Linked DNA regions of Homo sapiens: region 2 is linked to region 1. A link is an interaction called in ENCODE POLR2A ChIA-PET data of the cell type or tissue named here. Cell type or tissue: MCF 10A. All regions are shown on one strand. Links, peaks and the distances in the headings refer to the core of each region. The heading gives the core; the rest is flanking DNA. Region 1 overlaps LOC100129316 (a long non-coding RNA gene). Region 2 overlaps LINC00484 (long intergenic non-protein coding RNA 484).

Region 1 (11,476 bases), core at 1,253-9,252:
CCAGCTGTCTTCTCTATCTCATCCTGATGACTCCTTCCCACAACTCTTTCCCTGGCTGCCGCAACGGTCCAGCTGCAGCCTGCATTCACAGTTACTTACCTGTGGGGCTTTCTTGTTTCTGAGATGGCCGAATTGTCTTCTGAAATTTACCTCCATGACTCTGGTTATATATTTTGGTTCCTAGTGGGTGCCGACATCACAGTGGGCTGATTAGATGGTTTGCATTACTTGTTGGCAGGCCTTCGAGCCTCCTGTGCAGTTTCCCGAAAATATTCCATCTGCAGGTGGGAAGCCCAAGCCCCTGGGCAAATTATGCCATGAGTGTGTCTTGGCAGTCATTCTGGGTTCCAATGACTTGGGCCGTGGTTCAAACATTCCCTGGGGATTGTCCGGATCTGAGCTCCTGGTGGTGGGAAGCCAGCCTTTGGTGCCAGCCTGGCCCAGCACCATCTCTTGACTCCTGACCCCACCAGAGGGTGAGGACTTGGTGTGAGCAGGGACACAGCAGGTCCCAGGAAAGTCTGCTGAGTGAACGGGTGAATAAAATAGTCTCAAACCCTGTATGTTATTCCCTCCTTGCCCCTACTCAGAACTCCTCCTCACTTCCAATCGGAACTTGTCTCCTCTCTGCCAGAAGGTCAGCCCTGGTGATTCCTGGAGTTCATGCCTCCTGTCCCGCCATGGTTCTGTGGACTGCTGGCTGTTGTGGGGAGCTATCTTCCTGGTGAGCTTTGCAGGGCAGGGTCCCAGCAGGAGAGCAGAAGCAAGATGCATGGTGCAGATGAGGGATTCTTTCCAGTGGTTAGACCCTGCAGGACCATGGGGGAGCTGGGCAGAAAAGTACAAGGGGTGTTGGAGAATCTGAGAAAAGGCATCAACCAGCCTTCCTGAATCCCTGGCCTGTGGCAAGAAAGGCAAGTCAGAGCATGGGCCATGGGGCACAAAGGGGAGTAGGTGGGGTCTATGGACTGCCACCACCTCTAGCATAAAGTCCAGGCTCAATGTCTGCTGCTGGGCCTGGGGCCTCTTGTGGTCAGTGGGAAGGGTCAGGCCCAGAGGAGGGAGGGCAGCTCTGTGTTTGCTTGTCACTGTAGAGGCCATGACAACCTTCAGGGTACAAGCTGCTGCTTCACTTCCATTTTGCAAATCTCAGGCAGAACCCCTCTTTTGGCCAACTCTCTACATGGAAGAGGGTTCTGGAAAGATAATCCCAGTTACATCATGTGTGACCCAGGTTCATCATGTAATACTAACTGCCGTGGCTGGATCTCAGATTTCTTTGTGTGCCATTGAGTGTTTTACCCAGGGCAGATACAAATGAGTGATGGGGAGGAAACAGGCTAAGGGGGCAAATGCAATGCTTTTGTTGACCCAGCCTTCATTATGGGTTCACTACTGATCACCATACCAGCAAATGCTGCCTCCTGCCCCAAGGCCGTGATAAGGAGCACTTGAAAGCAGTCTGTCCATTTCCAAAATATTGTCACTTCAAGAATGATGTGTAAATGGCATCATACAGTGTGGAACCTTTTGGGATTGGCTTTTTTCACTCAGCATAATTCTCTGGAGATTCATCCAAGTTTTATGTATCAACAGTCCATTCCGTCTAATGGCTGAGTGGTGTTCCACAGTCTGGGTGTGCACACAGTGTTTAACCATTCACCTGTGAGCTGAAGGACATCTGGGTTGACGATTACACATTTTTGACTACTACAAATAAAGCTGCCATGAACATTCATGGTGCAAGTTTTTGTGTGAATGTAAGTTTTCATTTCTCCGGGATAAATGCTCAAGAACACAACTGTACGGGCGTTGCATATTTAGTTTTATGAGAAATGACTAAACTGTTTTTCGGAGTGGCTGTACCAGTTTACAGCTCACCAATACTTTATTATTCCTAAAATAAAATATTACTAAGTTAATTGTCGGGGAGGGCAGTGGTGGATGTGGCCATGAAAGGACAGCAGGAGGGATCCTTTGGGTGATGAAAATGTTCAGTATGTTTGGTATCTTGACTGTGGGGGTGAATACACCAATGTATATGTGAGAAGATCGTATAGAACTAAACACACACACACACACGAACACACACACACAAACACATACACACAGATGAGTCCTTGTGCATATATAACTGGGCAATCTGAACATGACACATGGGTTGCATCAATGTCAATACCTGGCGGTGAAATCGTATTCTAGTTTTGCCAAGATGTTACCACTGGGAAAACTGGGTAAAAGTAACTGCATGTGAATCTACAATTATCTAACAATTTAAAAAATTAATTAACAAGTGTCTAAAATACATGATATTTGTTAAAAGGCAAGCCTATGAAAAACATGATACATTATTAAGAGTTAGGCAAATGTTGTTGTTACTTGCTTTTCTGCTTTTGGGGGCCAAGTACTGGTTACTAAGATTCCTAGCCTCTTCCGAAGGCGGTCCTTCCTCCACACAACTGCAAGAAGAGGCCTTTTCAGTGTAGACCCTTACTTTACCCCTCCACCCCAGGGCCCATTTTAGGGAATAGAAAAGCAATTTGGAAGGATTAGACTGAGGGACCCGTGCCTCCAGCAGATAGGCCAGCGGAAGAGCAGTCAGTGCTGTGGGAGATGCTGCGGGGAGGAGCGTGTCTGCGAGGAAGGACTGCTGGCTTCAGCACTTCCCGATTGGAACTTCATGATGGAATCCTTGGCACACCAATGCTAAAAACCAAGTGTGAAAAAAATCACCCTAGAACCTGCTAGAGTGATACTGTGGAGGATCTGTGGGCTGCACCGCCCACAGGGACTGCCCTGTATCAGCATGGAGAACTGATATCCCATGGCAGGGCCACTGGGTAGCGGCTGCTGCTAAGTGGGGGTGCCGGATGCGTTCCTTGGTTCATCTTCCACTGATGTTTTGGAAATTGGGCTCCGTAAGAGCACCCAGAAGTGCTTATTAAGAACCACCCGTGCTCTGCTGGTTCCTGAGGTGCCAGATTCCCTCCAGGGAAATGTTGACCTTTGTGATAGACTATCTTATGACCAAAAGCTTCGCAGCATTAAAATGTGATCCATCTCATTAGGTTGTCATATGAAGCCTATAAATAACTCCAGAAATGAGATCCTGTGACAGCTATTTATTTTCACTCTTATTATTTAACATAAATATTGGCTATTTATAGCCAGGTCGTCAAGGCAGTCATTGCTTCCCCCATCTTATTATTTCTCTCACTCTGACTTGGGAAGTGGGGACTTGAACCTGGAAGAGGGAGAGAGGTCCAGTGGGGGTGGCCCCCGCTTCTTGGAACCTGGTCTCCTTAGGGACAGAAATTTTCCTACCCCATTTATACTCTGGTTATCTTGCTGAGAAGCTTATTGCGTCTTCTCCATCTTGGTATTCTTATACGTGCATGTTTTCTCTCCCAGTACGTTTGAATTTGAAAGAACCGTGAAGGCTCTGAGATTTTACCCTTCTTGCAAGCTAGCAATCATTTTCACTGGTGCTGGCAGAAGATAGGAGATTCCTGGGTCAGAGACAAAGGACAGTTTTTTACTGACAGCAGTAAGAGTAGCCAAGGTAGCTGCACTTTTGTGCTGGTTCCCTGAGCCCCAGATCCCCCAGGGCAATGTGAAGAGGGTCAGGTGATGCCTGCATGTGCATCGACCGCAGGAGAGGAAGCCTGAACTCAGGGAACCCAAAGTTTCTGTAAGCAGGTGTGAAAGGAAAATAAAAACTTGGGACCCCAATTACTCTGTCAAAGGGAAAAATTAAGCTAAAAGCTGAGTCATGCAAGAAACTGCCTTTCCTTTTGTTCCTAAGCAGACAGCTATAGACGAAAGGTAAAAATATCTCCAATGTGTTTTCCTGAATTAGCTCCTCCCTGAAATTGTGCAAGTGATGGCCTAGTCTCACCTCTACTGCTACCAAGCCATGTGGCTGTGTGTTGCAGCCATGGATAAATGACATTTGGCTCTTCCTTCAGGAAAGACATGCTGTTGGGCTGTGAGGAGCACACGTAGCTGACAGCCTCCAGCTGTGACACCTTCAGGAGCCCTTGCAGCATTTAAGCTGAGGCTGTATTTTTCTTAGGCAGCCCTCAACCAATGCCTGAAGATGACAGGGCAACAAGGCCTGGACATCTCTGCCCACTGTAGGGCTTCTCTATGTTCTCTCTGTGCTGGAGCTTCCTGTGGGCCTGGCGAAGACTTTCTCTTGGCTGCACCACCAGCTGAGGCTCTCCTACCCCATCTTTTTTCCTTCACTCTCACCTGTTAGAGGTGTCAGCCTGCACCATGGTGTGAAGGTTTTCTTTCTCTGGATATCTTGCTTTCTCTCCGCATATCTTAGGTGTTACTTCCAATAAATCTTTTGCACTTCAAACTCTGTCTTGGTGTCTGCTTTCCAAAGGACCAAACTGACACACTTGATAGAAACCACCACTCAACTGAGTGGATTAGAAGAATTAGCTAATGAACGTGAGGCAGAGCGAGGTTTCCCCTAAGACTCCCTCTGAGCTTCTGTGGGGAATCTCTGAAGTATTGCCCATCTTAGCGATATTCTAACATTGACTTCCTAGTTCCTAAGTAACCTGTTCACAACCCATCAACTTCTTCCACGAACCAGGGACAGACTGTTTGAGCCCATGTCCACAGACTTCTAGAGTTGCTTTTTGCTCTTGCTCCTTAAGGGTTCAGCTCAAGGTTGCCTCCTTGCCCAGATCCCCCAATAACTTCCTCTTTCATTACTCTAGTTTGTAAATATCCACATCCTCTGTTAGATGGTAGCTTTTATGGATGTAGGATCCACATTGTTGCCAGTGGCCAGAACAATGCACACAGTAGGTGCTACATAAAAATTTGCTAAATGAATAACAAATGACAGATGCTCCAAATGATTAATTTGCTATGTCCTGAGTCTAAAAAATGATTCCAACTGGCTCCTTATACTCCTCAATTCTTTTTGCTTACTCCTCTCTCAAATATCCTCAGGGAGTTATCCTATAAAACATTGTCATCCTTGTCTTAAAAATTAGCAGTATTACTTTGCACTCACAGTGAGTTATCAATTGTCACTCCTGCAGTGGAAGAGAATCTGAGTAACCTCCTAGTTGGTGACATTCAGGAGCTGTGGATGTCACACAACAGAATTTGTAGCCTCTGGAAAAAGGTTTATCAGCATCTATATGGGAGTCATTCCAGCCCAAACTGTGCTGAGACATGAACTTTCACGTGATCGCCTCTGGAAAAACCCACAAAGACGAGAAAGGAAGTCCTTAGCCTGAAGGACTTCCCCAGAGAAGAAACAGTTGGATTTGTTGGAACTCTATTTGTTGCTGAGATGTGAAAGTTCTTTGATCAGTCCGATGGCCATTTCTGAAACCACAGTGATCCTCCACTCCCCTGTTTTTTCCTGGAATGGGCCCTGATAATTTCAAAACATTCCTATTTTTTTCTGCAAGCCAACACCCTTCCTAAGTACACAATGTTTATGGGCAGTCAGATGGTTTGGCGTATTTCTCAAACCTCTGAGGATGGCAAGTTCAAGTTGTCTGTGCTGTTATATGGCATATCTAATAATCCACACCTCAACACTTGATTTTAAGGTTAGCAAGCCACGAGAATGCTCTTTGAATCCCCCTGCATGTTTCATCACTTCATCTCTATTTCCCTTTAACTATGGCCAGCCAAACTGTAACCTGAGATTAGGGTTGCTGTCAGAGAAAACAAAGGAAAATAAACAAACACATTGGCCCAATGCCCCATGCTACGATTTTGAAAGTCGTGGGTATGCTTGCTCAATGAAAAAATTCCCCATAACCAGTCATGACTCATTCCCACTTGCTGCTTGCATGGTTTGGGAAAATAGTCTTTACTTATTTTTTTCTATATTAACATGAAATAGCATCATTCAAGCTCATCATCAATACTTCATTTTACAAACTCCCTGACAGCCACCTTCAGCCTTTTGATCACTAATCTTGTGTTGCTTCACTACCATGATCATTACTAATGCTGAGGTGTTTGGGCTTTATTTTTCCTTTGCATTTAGTCAATTGTTTTAAATAAATAAATAATGTGATTTTACTGTATGAATTGTTTAATATTCTGCCTTTTTTCCTCAGTATTTTATTGTGAGAATTTCTCCATTGCTGCTAGATATCTTCAACATATCACTTCTATTTTTTGTAAGATATTTATTATAGTATTATACCATGGGTCATAACTTATTTGGTCATCTCTTATGTTTTGACATTTAGAGTGTTGTTAAAATTATACTGTTATAAGTAATGCTACAATGAATCTCATTTGATATAAATCTCTGTGTAGTTGTTAGGATCTTCTAGGCTTAAGCTGATAAACATCCTTTGTTGGACATCTTGTTCACATCCTTTGTAAGAGAACAAGAAATAAAGCTTTGTTGTGTTAAGCCACTGAGACTTTGGGGCTGTTTGTTATTAGCTGTATTTTGCATAGTTAGTCGGTGACCAGGCTGAAGAAGTGCCAGCATTGCCATCCTCCCTCTAGAATTGGCACAGAGAGCCCAGAGTCAATGGGAACTCACAAGTGCCAGGCTTACCATGTAGGAAACGCTTCCTTTCCACCCACAGCCCATTGGCCCATGCCAGTCACCTGGCCCCATCTACCTGTGAAGGAGGGGGGTTTGTATTTTTCTATATACCCAACACAGAAGAGAACAGGATGTGCCTGGGCAATGATAACATTCTGCCTGTATGAGGGTATGGCTTTTACTTAAGGTAGATGTCCTAGAATGGGAGTTATTGAGTTTTGCCAACTTTTTTTTTCTAAGACACACCATTTTTATAGTTCCACCAGCTTGTTTTCTGCCCTTGTAAAGCCACAAATGTTACCACTTTATACTCTTTGCTGATCTAAGAGGTAAAAAATGCTATCTCATTGTTGTTTTCATTGTTCAAATTAAATCTTAATTTAAAGTTTTGTAGATACATTATTATTTTGTAGCTACATTATCATTATTATTGAGAGGAAAGATTATTTTCAGATGTCTGTTATTCATTTGCATTTTACAGGTGTTCAGTAGAGTTATAAAACAATTACCCTGAAAATTCTCCGAGTATCTCATGCCCGTGTCACTGTTAGACCTTAAATATTTTAAAACAATCCTGGCAGCTCGGTGCGGTGGCTTATGCCTGTAATCCTAGCACTTTGAGAGGCTGAGGTGGGTGGCTTACCTGAGGCCAGGAGTTCGAGACCAGCCTGGCCAACATGGTGAAACCCCGTCTCTACTAAAAATTCAAAAATTAGTTAGGTGTGATGGCTTATGCCTGTAATACCAGCTACCCAGGAGGCTGAGGCAGGAGAATTGCTGGAACCCAGGAGGCAGAGGCTGCAGTGAGCCAAGATTGTGCCACTCCATTCCAGCCTGGACGACAGAGCAATAGAAGGAGACCCCATCTCAAAACAAACAAACTAACAAACCCTGGCAATGGTCCTAGCACCACTCACCCTTGCTCTCCCTATGGCAGTACTGGCTCTGGAGTGCAGATCTGTCTCTGGGATCTTCCTATGTCTTGTAACTTACCTTGGGTCTCAGTTCCCTCGCCTTAGCAAGGCTTTAAAAAAAAAAAACTTCTGACAAAAAACCCACTCCCTATTGTTTGGGTCCTGTGAGAAGAATGGAAAGTTCAAGAATGTCCAGAACACTTCTGCAGACAATCTGGGTTGGACGGAAAGGGAATGGTGGTTTAAAGGAGGAATTTTGTTAATACCCAATGAAAGTCCCACAGAAAAATTTAATTTTAGAAGACAATCTCAAAGAAACATTTGTGGATATATGTGGAACTCAGCATCTTCTCAGTTACGGGATTGAGCAGGCATAGCCAAGAATTTCAGAAACTAGAACTCTCAGATAGAGGTTAATTGCTAGTGAACAACTCTGTGGATGAGAGAAACTACGGAATAGACACAGACTGATCTAAAGGCCAACTAAAAAATACGTACATTGTGTTCAAGCAGCAGACATGGAATATTTGTGGCAATTAACCATGTCCTAACCAGAAAACAAGTATTTATTAAACAAAAAGTTAGTAGTTACACAGACTCAATTTTTCTGATTATAATGAACTTAAGTTAAAAAATCACTTAGTATGTACATATGCATATATATGCATACATATATTTAGAATGGAGTGATAAAACATTATATTTTAAAACTTTGGAATTAGTTTGTTCCTGCATTGCTATAAAGAAATACCTGAGACTGGGTAATTTATAAAGAAAAGGAGTTTAATTGGCTCACAGTTCCACGGCCTGTACAGAAAGCGTGATGCTGGCATCTGCCAGGCTTCTGGGGAGACCTCAGGAAACTTACAAACATGGCAGAAGGTGAGGTGAGGATCCAGCACTTCATGTGGCTGGAGCAGGAGGAAGAGAGAGACAGGAGAGGTGTTACACACCTTTAAACAACCAGACCTCACAATAACTTACTCACTATCACGAGAACAGCACTGAGGGGATGGCACTAAACCATTCATGAAGGACCACTCCCATGATCAAATCACCTCCCACCAGGCCCCACCTCCAGCAATGGGGATTACAACTGAACATGAGATTTGGGTGGGGACACAGATGCAAACCATATCAGGAATGCAGCTAAACTGGTATTTGGAAGAAAATACATATTTATTTCGGAGAAGAAGAAATGTTCAAACTTAATAGCAAAGCAGAAAACTCAGGAAGACATAAAATTTTAAAAACCAAGTAAAACTACAGAATATAGAAGGATGAAGGCACAAGAAATAAGAGGAAAATGGATGAAATAGAAAACAAGTATGAAATAGAGAGAGTCAACAAATCCAACAGCTGGTTCTTTAAGACAACAAATAAAATAGACAAATTTAGTCAACATAGATTGCAAGGGGGGAAAAGAACCCAAATTGAGAAGGCACAAATAAACCACTCTAGGAATAACCAAAGGCACAGCATGAGAGACAGAGACTAAAAGTAAGACAGCAATAAGAACAACAGCAGCAACAAAAACTACAAAAACACAGAGAGAAGACTAATCACCTCCAAAAATGTAACTCAGCAAAACTAAAAAAAAAACTAACCTGAATATATTTTAACCATTAAAGAAATGGGTTAAAAATCTGCTCTGGTTAATATCATACACAAAATGCTAGGACCAGATGTTTTCATAAGAGAATTCTACCAAACATTCAAATAACAGTTATCCCAATATCATACAGAATGTTTCAGAGAATAGAAAGGAGGGCCTGCTCTCTGACTCATTTTCTGAGGCTACTTTATTTTTTATACAAAGCAGACAGGAAAGGGAAGGTCACCTTCCTTAGAAACCCAGGCATGAAAATCCTAATAGATACTAGCAGAGTCCAGCAATTTGTAAACATAAACAGATCATGACAAATCTAAGTTATTTAAGGAATGTATTACTGGCTTTACATTTGAAAATTTATCAGTGTAATTCACCACATTAACAGTTTAAAATTCTACATCTATTTATAATACAAACTTATAGAAAATGGGGAAGAGAAACAAAGGGTTTTAACCTGGTAGAAAGCACCTACCAAATAAATGTACAGCCAGCAGCGTAAATGGTGAAACATTGCACAAATCTCTTTAAAGTCAAAAAAACTATGAATGTCTGCTATCATTCTTTTTATCCAATATTTTACTGAGCTACTGTCATAAGATATTAAAAGGAAATAAGTATAAGAATTTCCAAAGGGGAAGCAAAACTGAAATGATCCGTAGTTGGTAAGATTGTTTACATAGAAAATCCAAGGGTATCTACAGACGAATGTATAGAATCAGTGAGGATGTTTAGCTATCTCGCTGGATATGTGTAATATATATGAAAATCAATGTGCTATCCATTGCAGCAGATAACATAAAATGCAATTTAAGAAACATACCATTTATAGTGGCAACAAAAAAATATAGTAACTAGGAATATAGCTAACAAAAGCCATGAAAGGTATTTATGAAGAAAATTTCAAAATGTTATTGGATTACATAAGAGGAGTACACAAAAAATAGATGAGGCAATGAAGATGTTCATGGATGAAGAGACTCACAGCACAAAGACGTCCATTTCCTCAAATTTTTCCAAGAATTCATTGAAACTTCAAACAATGTCCAACAAATAACTTTTGGAAATGTAACAAGCTAATCAAAAACTCACATGGAAGAAGAAATGGTAAAGAATAATCAGGACTGATCAAGGTGGGAAGATTTGCTTACCATGTGTTTGGACTTCTTTAAAAAATAGATCAGAGGAACACAATAGAAAACTTAAAAATAGACTAGTACATACGTGGAAAATTAACAGGACAGAGGTGTCCTTATGAATCAATGAGAACATGACGAACAGCTTAGTCAGTACTGCTGAGGGAAGTGTTGGAAAAACAATTAGATTTTCCCCTTACACCACCACCAAACATAAGGTGGATTAAAGAACTAAAAGTGAAAAATGAAATGAAAAAAATTCGAAGTCTATATATAGGAGAAGGTATTTATAATCTAGAATTGACAAGTATTTCCCAAAACTCAAAAGGCAAAATGATAAAACAAAAACTTTATTCATTTGGCTATATTAGAGGTAAAAACAGGCATAAAATACAATATGAAAAAGGTGGAGGGCTGGGCAGGATGGCTCACACCTGTAATCTCAGCATGTCAGGAGACTGAGGTGGGAGGTCCACTTGATCCCAGGCATTCAAGGCTGCAGTGAGCTGTGATCATGCCACTGTATTCCAGCTTGAATGTCAAAGTGAGACCCCATCTCTAAAAACAAACAAACAAACAAACAAACAACCTCAATGGAAATACAAGTTTTAGTCCAGGAGATATTTGCAAACATATAACTGACCAATAATTAGCATCTAAGATATATAAAGAACTCTTTCAATTTCTAAGAAAAAACCAACAATTCAATTGAAGAATGGGCAAAAGAATATAGGCAATTCACAGGAGACATATCCCCAAAGACCAATAAACGTGAAAATCTGCTCGCTGTCACTGGTAATCAGGAAGATGAAAATTTGAAATAGCAAGTAGATTGGAAAAAGTAAAAGTTGGCAGTAATATATATGGGTGGGGACATAGGGAGTCAGGAACTATCTGACTTTGAGAGTAGGAGGGTGAATTAGAAGACCATGGTGATAGGCAATTTGGCAATATCTGGTTGGACATGCATCCCTTACTGAGAATTCCACTGCCAGGTGAAAACCTAGAGAAACTCAAACAGATGCCCAGAGAGTCATGCTCTAGAATGTTCATAACAAGGTAGATTATAATAGTAGAAAATGCATAAACAATTTAAACATACATATACAGGAGAATGTGTCAATAAATTGTAGTGAGGTCTATGTAACGTGAACTGTTTTCTTTTTTTTTTTTTTCAAAAAAACTTTTATTTTAGGTTCAGAGGTACATATGTAGTTTGTTATATAAGTAAACTTGTGTCATGGGGGTTTGTTGTACACAATAT
Region 2 (11,476 bases), core at 2,328-10,327, 120 kb before region 1:
TGTTTGCATTGTTATGCCCCTTTAGTCATTAAGTCATTAGATAATACTCATGGTGCAGGGGTGGAGGAAACAGCCTGTCAGAGGCAGTTTCGAGGGTCAGGAGGTTTGCTCAAGGAACTCCATGTGCAGAAGGACTCAACCCTGATTGCATATTACAATCACCTGAAAATCGCCCGGCCAGAGCCCCACCCAGGTGACTTCAACCAGTCCTGGGGTAGGATCCAGGTGTGGGTATTTTTTAAACTCCCCAAGTTAAGTTATTGTCATGATACAGCTATTGACCATGACTGGTAAGAGTTGTTGATTCAGTGAATGAAAGTGTGTTTAATTTTTTTTTTTTTCTGAGACGGAGTTTTGCTCTTGTTGCCCAGGCTGGAGTGCAATGGTGTGATCTCGGCTCACCGCAATCTCCGCCTCCCGAGTTCAAGCGATTCTTGTGCCTCAGCCTCCCAAGTAGCTGGAATCACAGGCATGCACCACTATGCCCGGTTAATTTTGTACTTTTAGTAGAGATGGGGGTTTCTCCATATTGGTCAGGTTGGTCTCGAATTCCCTACCTCAGGTGATCCGCCTGCCTTGGCCTCCCAAAGTGCTGGGATTACAGGCGTGAGCCACGGCGCCCAGCCTTAAATTGTAATCAAATAGCACTTTTCAAAAAGCTAACTATAGACAAGAAGGTGCTGGGTCCCAGAATGTGAAAGTACAGGAGGCTTAAGTTAAACATCGACGGCCCCTGAGCCCTGCCTTTCCACCAACAAACCAGCCAGGCTCCCAAGAAAAAAAGATGCCCCTTTGTTACATGAGATGAACATCTTAGACTGATCTATTAATGAAATAAATGTACAATTTGAGACTAAACAGCTGGACAGGAAGATGGGATGGGTCTGACTTCAGACACTATTGGCTGGTGCAGGAGCAGGAGGGAGGCAGAGTGGCGGTCTGTGCCCACTCGTGCGTTCATTTGTGACTATTATACAAGTAGTAGCACTCCAACATTTATAGTGTAGCCTCGGAATTATGCAGAATATATTTGCAATCTATTTTTGGTGGCAGAACTGGAAATAGAAATTTAAAAACCTGAGAGAGAGAGAGAGAAGAAAAGGAGGTGGGAAGAGCAGGAGCTTCATATTCCAGGTGGAAAGTTGAAGTCATGAAACCAGACAAATCTCTCTTTCTTTCCTCTAATTAATTAAAGGTTGTAAAGTCAGGGTGTGGGCTGGGTGTATTCCCTTTATTTTTTAAAACCATGTTTGACAGCTCCAGGCTCCCAGGATTTCATCAGGATCTCAGGTGCGCTGCAATTCATGTGTCATGCACCGGGTTGCGTAACTGCATTGTTACACGGGCAGCGTTTCTCTATGGAGTCCATTTGCATCATCTCATCAGGAGAGAGGAAAGCCCACAGCACCATCTTGCCCTTAAGGAAAAGGTGCAATTTCTTTCATGTTTTAAAGTAATCGCCTGAAAGATAAAAATACAAAAAGAAAAAAGTAAAAAACACCCATAGTGCCCACCAGTTAACAATGTTTAACAGCACGCTTCACCTTGCCTTTCCTATTTTGAGCATGGCGGCAAAACAGAAAGATTCTGGTCATGGACTTTGGACACAAGTTGCCTGACTTCAGAATTCAACTTAGGTTGGTCGCTTGCCTCAGTTTCCTGATCTGTGAATTGGAGATAACAGTGGTAACCCAGTTGAGGATTAAGTGCATGACTACAGTATCTGAAAGGTGCCGTGTCTGGCCCTGATAGGACACAGTACTGCTATCCTCACTACCATGACGACTCCTGACTTCTTCCTGTACTTACAAAAGACACATGCACACACACACATGCATAGACACAAACAGGAACACACGCACCATGCACCCACATTCCAACAAGTCAATGCTTGTGCTCATTTGCACACACACACAAACATGTACATACCTGTGAACACACACATACTTTTTTCCACAAACAATAACGTACTTACTCTACGTAGAGGTCTGCAGCTGCACACACATCACAACATGTCATGGATATTTCTTCCAGTCAGCAACCATACACTTTCCAGCAAGGGTGCCATTCTTATTAGCTGTTCCTCCCTGGATGGTTGGGGTTGTCCTGAGCCTTCACTGTGACCCAGACTTACCGCTGCAGGGCTTGCTGTGTGTTGGGGATGCAGAGTTTTAACTTTCTCAGATACTGTCAAATCGCTGTCCCAAATCCACGCCACTTTGCACACCTCCTGGAGGGCCTCTCTCTACGTCCTGGTCAGGAGTGCACGTGGATGCTGGACTCTACCAATCGGATCATTGAGAAATGCTCTCTCATTAATTTGGATTTCTGTAATTATTATTTATGCAAAGACTTCTAATACATCTTGCGCAGCCTGTAAGCACCATCGTGAACAATGTCAATCTATTCTTGGCCTGCACAGTTTGTTTTATAGCTTTGCTACAAACAAAAACTGTACAGACAACCCACAGCTCACTCAGACCAGTAATGTGCCAAATTAGCTCATGAGGCGAAGAGGAGTTCTAAACGTGGAACACTGTTTCCAGTTGCAATATGTTGGAAATGCCCATCCTCATCCTACCAAGCAAATAATTCAGCATCTAGTCATTCATTCAAAAATTGTTTCCTGAGCACCTGTCTGTGTCAGGCTTATACTGATTATAGGCTTTTGAGTGGCATCAGTAAACACAAATTTTTAAAAATCCCTGTCCTTGTGGAATTTATGGTCTATCCCAAATCTTATCTGAATGTGGGCACCTGAGATGAGGACCCCACAGCATATGGTGGCCGCTGCGTGTGGGAGTCCATAATGGCTATGGACCCACTTGGTGTCCCACTGCAGCTGTGACCAAGGCCACTCAGGGTGGGTGGGCAGACAGTGCCCCTAGGACCATGGGACAGGATCAGCAGAGAGTGTCTCATGGCCCTAGAGCAGTTCCTTACACAGATGGGAAAAAGGAAGCCCAAGGGTGCCTGCCTGCCCACGGCTCCTGGGAAGCCCACCTTCCTGCCTTCCTCCACGGGAAGGTCTGAGGAGCCCTGTCAGGCCCCCACTGTTCCCCGGCACCCATGCACTGAGGTCCCGCTCTGGGGCTGGTCTCCAGGCCGGTCCCTGCTGAGCCCGGGCTGGGGCAGAGCAGCGAGCAGAGGTGCAGGAAGGGCCCAGGCAGTGGGACCCACTCTGTGCCGGCTGGTGTCTGCCTCTTACTCAAGTTAATGGGACTGGCCCTTGGTTCCCAGTTCCTATTTGAAATATACCAGGAAAGGACTGTGATGCCTTGTCCTTGGCCGAGACTCTTGCCTCTGGACCAAGCAGCCGGCCAAGGGGGGTGGCAGCAGTCACTGGGCCAGCGTGTTTGGGGGGGCTCAGCCTGGACAGGTCACCAGTGGGGTCGCTGAATAGCGTGGCTGAGGGAGGAAAGCATTCCCCAAGTCCTCAGGGGCTTTTCCCTGAAATGGAACCAAGCCATGGATGTCCACAGCACCAGCATGCAGTGGCCATTTGCAGGCCTGTGGCGAGGGCTGACTGAGTGATGGAGCCACTCACAGTGGCACCCCAGCCTCATGGAGCTGGCACCAGGCCTGTGCAGCTAGGGAGTTTCAGACACAGGCCCAACACGGGTGCAGGGCTGTCCTGGAGAGAGGGCTGCTCATTCGGACAGCCAGGCGCACTTCCCCAGGGTGCTGATGGGTGATGTTTGAGTAACAAGTGACCACTGACTCGGTGGCTTAGAACAGCACAGCTTTGTTCTCTTACTGTTCTGGATGCTAGAAGTCTAAAACCAATCTGACTGGGTTAAAGTCAAAGGTGGGCAGGGCTGGTTCTTTCTGGAGGCTCTAGGGGAGAATCCATTTCTTTGCTGTCTTTCTGCTTCTGGGGGCCACCTGCATTCCTTGGCTCTTGTCTCCTTCCTCTGTCTTCAAAGCGCATCGCTGCAGTCTGTGTTCATCAGTGAGTCACCTCCTGCTCTCTTCTGCTCGGACTGTCTCAGGAGGACCCTTGTGACTACATTGCCCTCCTCCCCCAAATAATTCTGGTCTTCATCACATCTGCAGAGTCCTGTTTGCCATGTAAGGTCACACCCACGGGTTCTGGGGATTAGGATATGAACATATTTGGGGGCCGCTGTCATCCTGGTACGTGGAGAGACACAGAATGTTTCTCTGGGCAGGGGTGTAAAAGATAGGATTTGCAGGCAGAGAGAGCAGTGCCCAGCACCTGTGGCCCACTCTGGGCCAGTGAGTCAGCCCCGACCTGTTTCCAGCCTGGCCCGGCTCTGCACTGGGCAGGTCCGAGTGTGGCTACTCTCTCCAGGAAGTGTGGGTCCCTGTGGGGAATTGCAAACCCACCAGGTTGGCAGGAGCCAGGGACACAGGGCAGGCAGCAATGGTGGGATGGGAAGGCCGACCTTGTGCGTTGCAAGGGTGTCCCCACCTAACCGTGCAGAGCTTGGGCACACAGCATGGGGGTGCTGTGGGGCACTGGCGGCATAGAAGGTAAGGGAGGATGCCCTGATGGGATGCACATGATCTCGGTGGAAGTAGAATGAACAGACCGGGGCGAATGGAGCCGATGTTGGGATCGTAAGAGCCACCAGCCTAAGCCTGGATCCCTCGGAAACGTGTGTGTTGGCTCCTCAGCCAGCTGCGGGTTCAGCTCACGCCTTCCGGTCCTCTTTCTTGCCTGCTCATTGTATGGTCATCTGCAGGGAAGTCTTTCCCTTCTCGGCTCCATGAGGCCCACATCTGCACAAGTGCACCTCTTTGTCCACCCTGATGACTCCCTGCAGCCCCACAGCCCTCTCCTCTGAAGGCCTGTGACACCTCCAGGTGGCAGACAAAGGGGCTGGCTGCTCTGAGGCAGGGGAGGCGGGGTCTCCCCACTGCAGGTGAATACACTTGTTTCCAGATGGCACCAGGTGGTATGAGATGCCCGGGAACCACAGAGTGACCTCCTGTCCTCCACTCTGCGGCTTACTCCATGCTGTGCAACTTGACAAACCTCAGTAACTTTACCTACAAGATGTTGGTTTCAGGGCAACTCTGACACAACCCTACCTTGCTCTCCGTAGGCCTTGGGCTGTGCCCAACAATTCGTCTTCTGTCATAAATGAGGTATCCTCTGTCACAGATGAGGTCCCCTGGGACTGGCCCCTGGGAGCAGCAGGAACTCACCTGCCTCTCCTAAAATGTCCCCAGAGCGGGACTGAGCCCCAGACAGGAGTCCCAGCAAGGCCTGCTGGGGATGAGGGAGGCTCACGGGCAAGTCCTGGTGTCAGGCGGGGCATGTCCACACGTGGGGCCCCACCAACACAGGCCCACATAGGCAGGCTGCCTGTGCGCCTCTGCTCACTCCACACCCTGGACAGCCCAGCCATTTCCATCCTGGGGGTGTTTAGCCCACAGCTGAGAAGGATGGGGGGGTTCTGTGGGCAGGGCCAGGCAGCAGGGCTTGGCACTGTGGGCCGTGTGGGTGGTGTCCGAAGTTTCCAGCCACACCCCAGTGCTGCCCACACCCCTGCTGGCTGCTGAGTTCTGGCGCTGGGGCGTTGTCTCTCTGAGCTGTGCAATACCTGGGACCCCTCCTCTGTTTTCCTGTTCATCCAGACTTCTCATGGCCTGAGCTATGTTTCCCCTGGTTCCCAAATCCATCCAGCTCAGAGTTTCCCTTGCCAAACCACAGAAATAATACACAGCTTGTTTCCTGGCAAACACACCTTCCAGAGCCAGACTCAACTTGCCACAAGATGGGCTTATCATGAAATCAAATCTTAACACTGCCGTTCTCTGGGTTTTTGATCGTCCTCACAAAGGTGGGGAAACTGGAGTTGGCGTGTTTCAGAGCAATGGAAGCAGGCCACAGTCTGTTAACTCTGTAAAATAAAACCTTCTGGGAAACAGAAAATTTACCTGACCACCAGTGGGTGTGTGACCACAGGACTCTGGCTGGGGCTCCTGCCTGCTCACCGTAGAGATTGCAAGGGAACAAACAGTGCATCGTTTCCAGTTTGCATCTGTAGGTAACCACGTTTGAGTGAAGCTGGGAGCTGTCTCAGAAAAACGAAGCTTCTGAGCCAAGCGCGATGAATCCCTGTGCCCTCAGCAGGCCTGCCAGGCACAGCCACGGTGCCCGGCCAGCACCGCCACCACATTCACCGCTGCAAGGAGCTTCCTGGCTCTGCAGCAAGATCACACCCAGGCCTGTGGGCCGTGGCAGCCCTGTTTCCTCATTGCCGTCCCTGGGAGTCCTCTCTCCACCTTTTCATTGTCCCAGCAGGTCAGGCTACCCAGGGATGCCCTGGATTTTGGATCTCCTGGCACACTGACCGAAAACCCTTCTTTTTCCCTCAGAAAACACATTGGAAATGAGAGGGTATGAATCAGATAAGCTTAGGGACATCTCTGAAGTCATTAACATCTATTTTAAGCATCAACTGTGGGGTCTGAGACCCTAAGTATCATCTGTGGCTAATTGTCTGCAGCTTCCCCCAGAAATGACCGCCAAGCCACACTCCAGAGCTGCTGTCCTGGAACAGCCTGTAGGGAAGGAGCAATTTTTTGTAGTTTTTCCCCAATCTGTCTTGGGCCAGTGCTTTTGTAAAACACAGAGGACATGGATTACTGAAACACAGGCACACACTTTGATGCCACAGTCCTGTCAAATTGCCGTGAGAGTTCTGAACACGTACACTTCCTTGCACTCTGTTATCTCATCATGGGGCAGAAACCAGCAGCTCACAAGTGACCTGGTCCACGGACTCTACTGGGAGAGAGCTGGCAGCCCCATACCCTAGATTCTCTGTGTGTTCCTATTTCAGCCATAAACAACCTTCTTATTGTTCTTTTTGTTTGACAGACAGAGTCTCCCCTCTGTCGCCCAGGCTGGAGTGCAGTGATGGAATCTTGGCTCACTGCAACCTCCACCTCCCAGGTTCAAGCAATTCTCCTGCCTCAGCCTCCCAAGTACCTGGGATTACAGGTGTGCGCCACCACGCCTGGCTGATTTTTGTATTTTTGTAGAGACGGGGTTTCACTATGTTGGCCAGGCTGGTCTCGAACTCCTGACCTCAGGTGATCCATCTGCCTCGGCCTCCCAAAGTGCTGGGATTACAGGTGTGAGGCACCACACCCGGCTGTTATTATTATTATTTTTTTAAATAAACCACAGGTGCTGTCAAACTGCCAGCCAGAAAGTCCTTTGTCAGACCATGCAGCCTGATCTTCAGCCAGAACACTGTCATGGTGGCTCTTCTACAGCCCCTGTGAGCCAGCCTTTTAGGGGCTCCTGATGCAGTTCTTCTGTCCACCGCTCCGCAGTCTTGACTCTTGGGCGTCACGTGAGCTTGCCGATGTTCAGGTGGTCAGAGTCTTTCTTGGGCCTGACTTTTATACACCATGTAACATGCTGATTCCTAATCACTAAATATGTCCTAATCCAACTGTCACAGATATTCTGAGCAGGATGGCCACTTAGCTACAGGGTGGAAACAAAAATGAGGACGTCCGCCAACACAGAAACTGCAGTGCCTTCTTCAAAGATTTCACCTGGACATGCTTGTCAAATTCTGTACAACATGCCACCGAAAATGGCAGAAGCCCATTTTCCTTCTTGTATTTTTCTTTTCTTTTTTTGAGACAAAGCCTCAGTCTGTTGCCCATGCTGGAGTGCAGTGGTGCGATCTTGCCTCACTGCAGCCTCTGCCTCCTGGCTCACTGCAACCTCCACCTCCCGAATTCAAGCGATTCTTATGCCTCAGCCTCCCGAGTAGCTGGGATTACAGGCATGAGTCACCACACCTGGCTAATTTTTGTATTTTTAGTAGAGACAAGAGTTTCACCATGTTGGCCAGGCTGGTCTCAAACTCCCAACCTCAAGTGATCCTCCCGCTTTAGCCTCCCAAAGTGCTGGAATTGCAGGTGTGAGCCACATCACCAGGCTCTTCTTGAATTTTTCTACATCCTTCTTCACCTACAAATCCCTTCCCAACATACATGGTTTTCCCAGGGTCCTAGTTAATATATTTGAATATCTTCCAAACCGATAATTTGGTTTTCTGTGTTTCTTTGTCTAGATTTAGCTTTTCTTTCCTTTTAAAAATTAATTTATTACCAAATTTGGCAAGCTCTTAAAAATACATCGTGGAATGGAGTTTAACATTATTAAGTTGGGAGCTGATTTTGGTTCTCATTGGCTTAAATGAGCCATTTCTTCCACAATGGAGCCTGCATACACTTTGCAACTCTCATAAAAGTATTAATTTGTTAACTTTAGTGTTGTAAAAAAGTTCTTTTTAGTGGAGTGGAGGGGGTTAATGTTTTGTTATCTTTTGATGCGAGGTTATGCTGGTCCCATGAAACATGGATGTGTTCCCTCTTCCTCTATTTCCTGGAAGAGTCTGTGTACATTTGGTGCTATTATGTCTTTGAACGTTTGATGGAATTCACTTGTGAAACAATCTGGGCTGGTTTCCTTGGTGGGAAGGTTAATGATGACAAATTCAATTTCTTTCATGGATACAGGATTATTCATATTTTCCCTTTCATCTTGTGTAAATTTTGGTAGATCGTACTTCTCAGGAAATTTGTTCAGTTCATTAAGTTGCCAAATTGATTGCTATAAAGTTGTTCACAAAATCAGCTTATTATTCTTTTAATATCTGAAGTGGTAACCAGTGTTTCATTTCTGATATTTGTCATTTGTGCTCTATTAATAATTTTTTCTTATTAACTAGTTATGACTTTATTTTGTTGCTTTTAAAGAACTACGATTTAGCTTTGTAATCTTTTTCTTTTTTAAAAAAGATTTTTTTTTTCACTTTGTTTCTTTACAATCCCTTGTGTTGAGGGCGATTTTCAGTAGATCACAGCGAGGGAAGCTGTGTAATCTTTTTCTAACATTTGTTTTCTCTCTTGTTGACTTCTGCTCCTTCCGTCTTCTTTGGGTTTACTTTGCTCTTCTTTTTTTAGCTTTTTGAGGTGAACTGTTCCGTCTCTGAGGTCACATGTTTCCTCTTTTCTGACATAAGCCTTTAAAAGTGTAAATTTTCCTCCTCACACTGCTTTAACGCATCCCATACATTTTGATATATTTATTGTATTTTTACATATCTGTCAATTAGAAATATTTTTAAAATTCTTTGGGATTTTTTTTTGAAATGTGCATTGTTTAGAAGTGTGCAGGTTAATTTCCAAATATTGGGGTATTTCCTTGATCTGTTATTATTTCTAATTTAATTCTGCTGTAGTCAGTGAACCTACTTTGTGCTATTTCAAATATTTTTAAATTTTGGGGACTTGTATTATGGCCCAGCATATAGTTTGTCTTAGTGAACTTTCTATGTGTACTTGAAAAGAATGTGTAGTGATACAGAAATAGCAATTAGGTAAAGGTAACTGATGATAATGTTCACTTCCTCCAAATGTTTACTGATATTTTTGTAACTGATCAATAAGCTGATGAAAGAGAAGTGTTAAATCTCTTAATATGAGTGTGGAATTGTTTCTTTCTCCAACAAACTAAGCAGAGAAAGGGACTTCTTCCACCTGATAAAGGGCATCTGTGAAAAACCTGGAGCTAACCCAATACAATACTTATTGTTGAAATATTGAATACTTTCTCTCTAGGATCAGAAGGATAAGGAAGTAAGTGCATGCATTCTCTCTCTCTCTCTCTCTCTCTCTCTCTCTCTCTTCTTCTGGTTAATTGTACTGAGAACCTAGCTATGGCAATGAAGCAAGAAAAACATGTAAAGGCATAAATATTGGTGGGAAAGAAGTAAAATTGTCTCTATTTGAACATAACATGATTGTTTACATAGAAAACCTCAAGGAAACTACAGAACCACTAGTATAAGTCTGCAGGATACAAAAATCAATAGCATACATACATATATACTAGCAGCAAACAATTGGAAAATGAAATTTTAAAAAATTTATTTACAACAGTACCAAATAAAATATTTTTAAATATTTAACAAAAGATGCAGAAGTCCTTTTCACAGAAAACTGCAGAATATTATTAAGGGAGACATTTTAAAAGACCTGTACAGGCCGGGCATGCTGGTTCACGCCTGTAATCCTAGCACTTTGGGAGGCCAAGGCAGGCGGATCACCTGAGGTCAGGAGTTCGAGACCAGCTTGGCCAACATGATGAAACTCCATCTCTACTAAAAATACAAAAATTAGCGGGGCATGGTGGCACACACCTGTAATGCCAAATACTCGGGAGGCTGAGGCAGGAGAATCTCTTGAACCTGCGAGACAGAGGTTGCAGTGAACTGAGATCGCACCACTGCACTCCAGCCTAGGTTACAGAGTAAAACTTTGTCAAAAAAAACCAAAACAAAAAAAAAACCTGAATACATGGAGAGGCATTGTTCCAAATCTCAATTGGATAAGAAGACTCAATAGTGCTATCAGTTCTCCTTATTACTACCTTTTGTATAAATTTATGGGGTGCAAGTGTAATTTTGTTACAGGCATAGATTGTGTAGTGGTGAAATCAAGGCTTCTAGGATATCTGTCACCTAAATAACATACATTATACCCATTAAATAATTTTTTGGCATCCATCCCCTCACACATCCTCACCCTTCCAAGTGTTTGTTGTCTATCATTCCACATTCTGTGTCCATGTGTACACATTATTTAGCTTCCACTTATAAGTGTGAACATGTGATACTTGTCTGTGTCTGACTTATTTAATTTAAGGTAATGGCCTCTAGCTCCATCCATGTTGGTGGAAAAGATATGATTTCATTATTTTATGGCTGAATAGTATTCAATTATATATATGTGTGTGTGTGTGTGTGTGTGTGTGTGCATATATATATATATATATATATATATATATATATATATATGACATTTTCTTTATCCAGTCATCTACTGATGGATACTTAGGTTGATTCCACATCTTTGCTATTGTGAATAGTGCTGAGAGAAACAAGAGTGCAGGTGTCTTTTTGATACAATGATTTATTGTCCTTTGAGTAGATCCCAGTAGTGAGATTACTGAATTGAATGGTAGTTCTATTTTCAGTTCTTTGAGAAATCTCCATGCTGTTTTCCATAGAGCACTTACTAATTTACATTCCCACCAATAGTATATAAGTTCCCTTTTCTCTGCATCCTTGCTAACATCTGTTATTTTTTGTCTTTTTAATAATAGCCATTCTGTCTGGTGTAAGATGATATTTCATTGTGTTTTTAATTTGCGTTTCTCTGATGATTAATGATTTTGAGCATTCTTTCTTATGTTTGTTGGCCATTTGTATGTCTTCTTTTGAAAAATGTCTATTCATGTTCTTTGCCCACTTTTTAATGGGATTATTTGAGGTTTTTTTGTTGAGTTGTTTGAGTTTCTTATAAATTCTGACTGTCAGTCCCTGTCAAAATGCATAGTTTGCAAATATTTTCTCCCATTTCACTAGTTGTTTGTTCACTCAGCTGATTATTTCCTTTGCTGTGCAGAAGC

Evidence for each region. Peaks named below come from ENCODE experiments on the same cell type or tissue, not always from the same donor. Only the 100,000 strongest peaks of a DNase experiment are listed, where the experiment ranks them.
Region 2: POLR2A ChIA-PET joins it to region 1 with 19 read pairs; 3 of 35 experiments call an interaction of 5 or more read pairs at or near these places.

The regions. Positions count from the first base shown.
Region 1 is chr9:91,054,922-91,066,397 of GRCh38, reverse strand. It overlaps LOC100129316 (a long non-coding RNA gene), which reads left to right. Exons shown (of 4, transcript NR_033912.1): 4 at 1-3,104. Among named protein-coding and RNA genes, the nearest start is that of LINC00484, 58 kb to the left of the region's middle. In MCF 10A, for the core only: no CTCF peak of the experiment used is centred there; DNase peaks (open chromatin) are centred at 3,857, 5,307, 5,737 and 6,527.
Region 2 is chr9:91,172,454-91,183,929 of GRCh38, reverse strand. It overlaps LINC00484 (long intergenic non-protein coding RNA 484), which reads right to left. Exons shown (of 3, transcript NR_135306.1): 3 at 1,168-1,461. Among named protein-coding and RNA genes, the nearest start is that of LINC02937, 15 kb to the right of the region's middle. In MCF 10A, for the core only: no CTCF peak of the experiment used is centred there; a DNase peak (open chromatin) is centred at 5,679.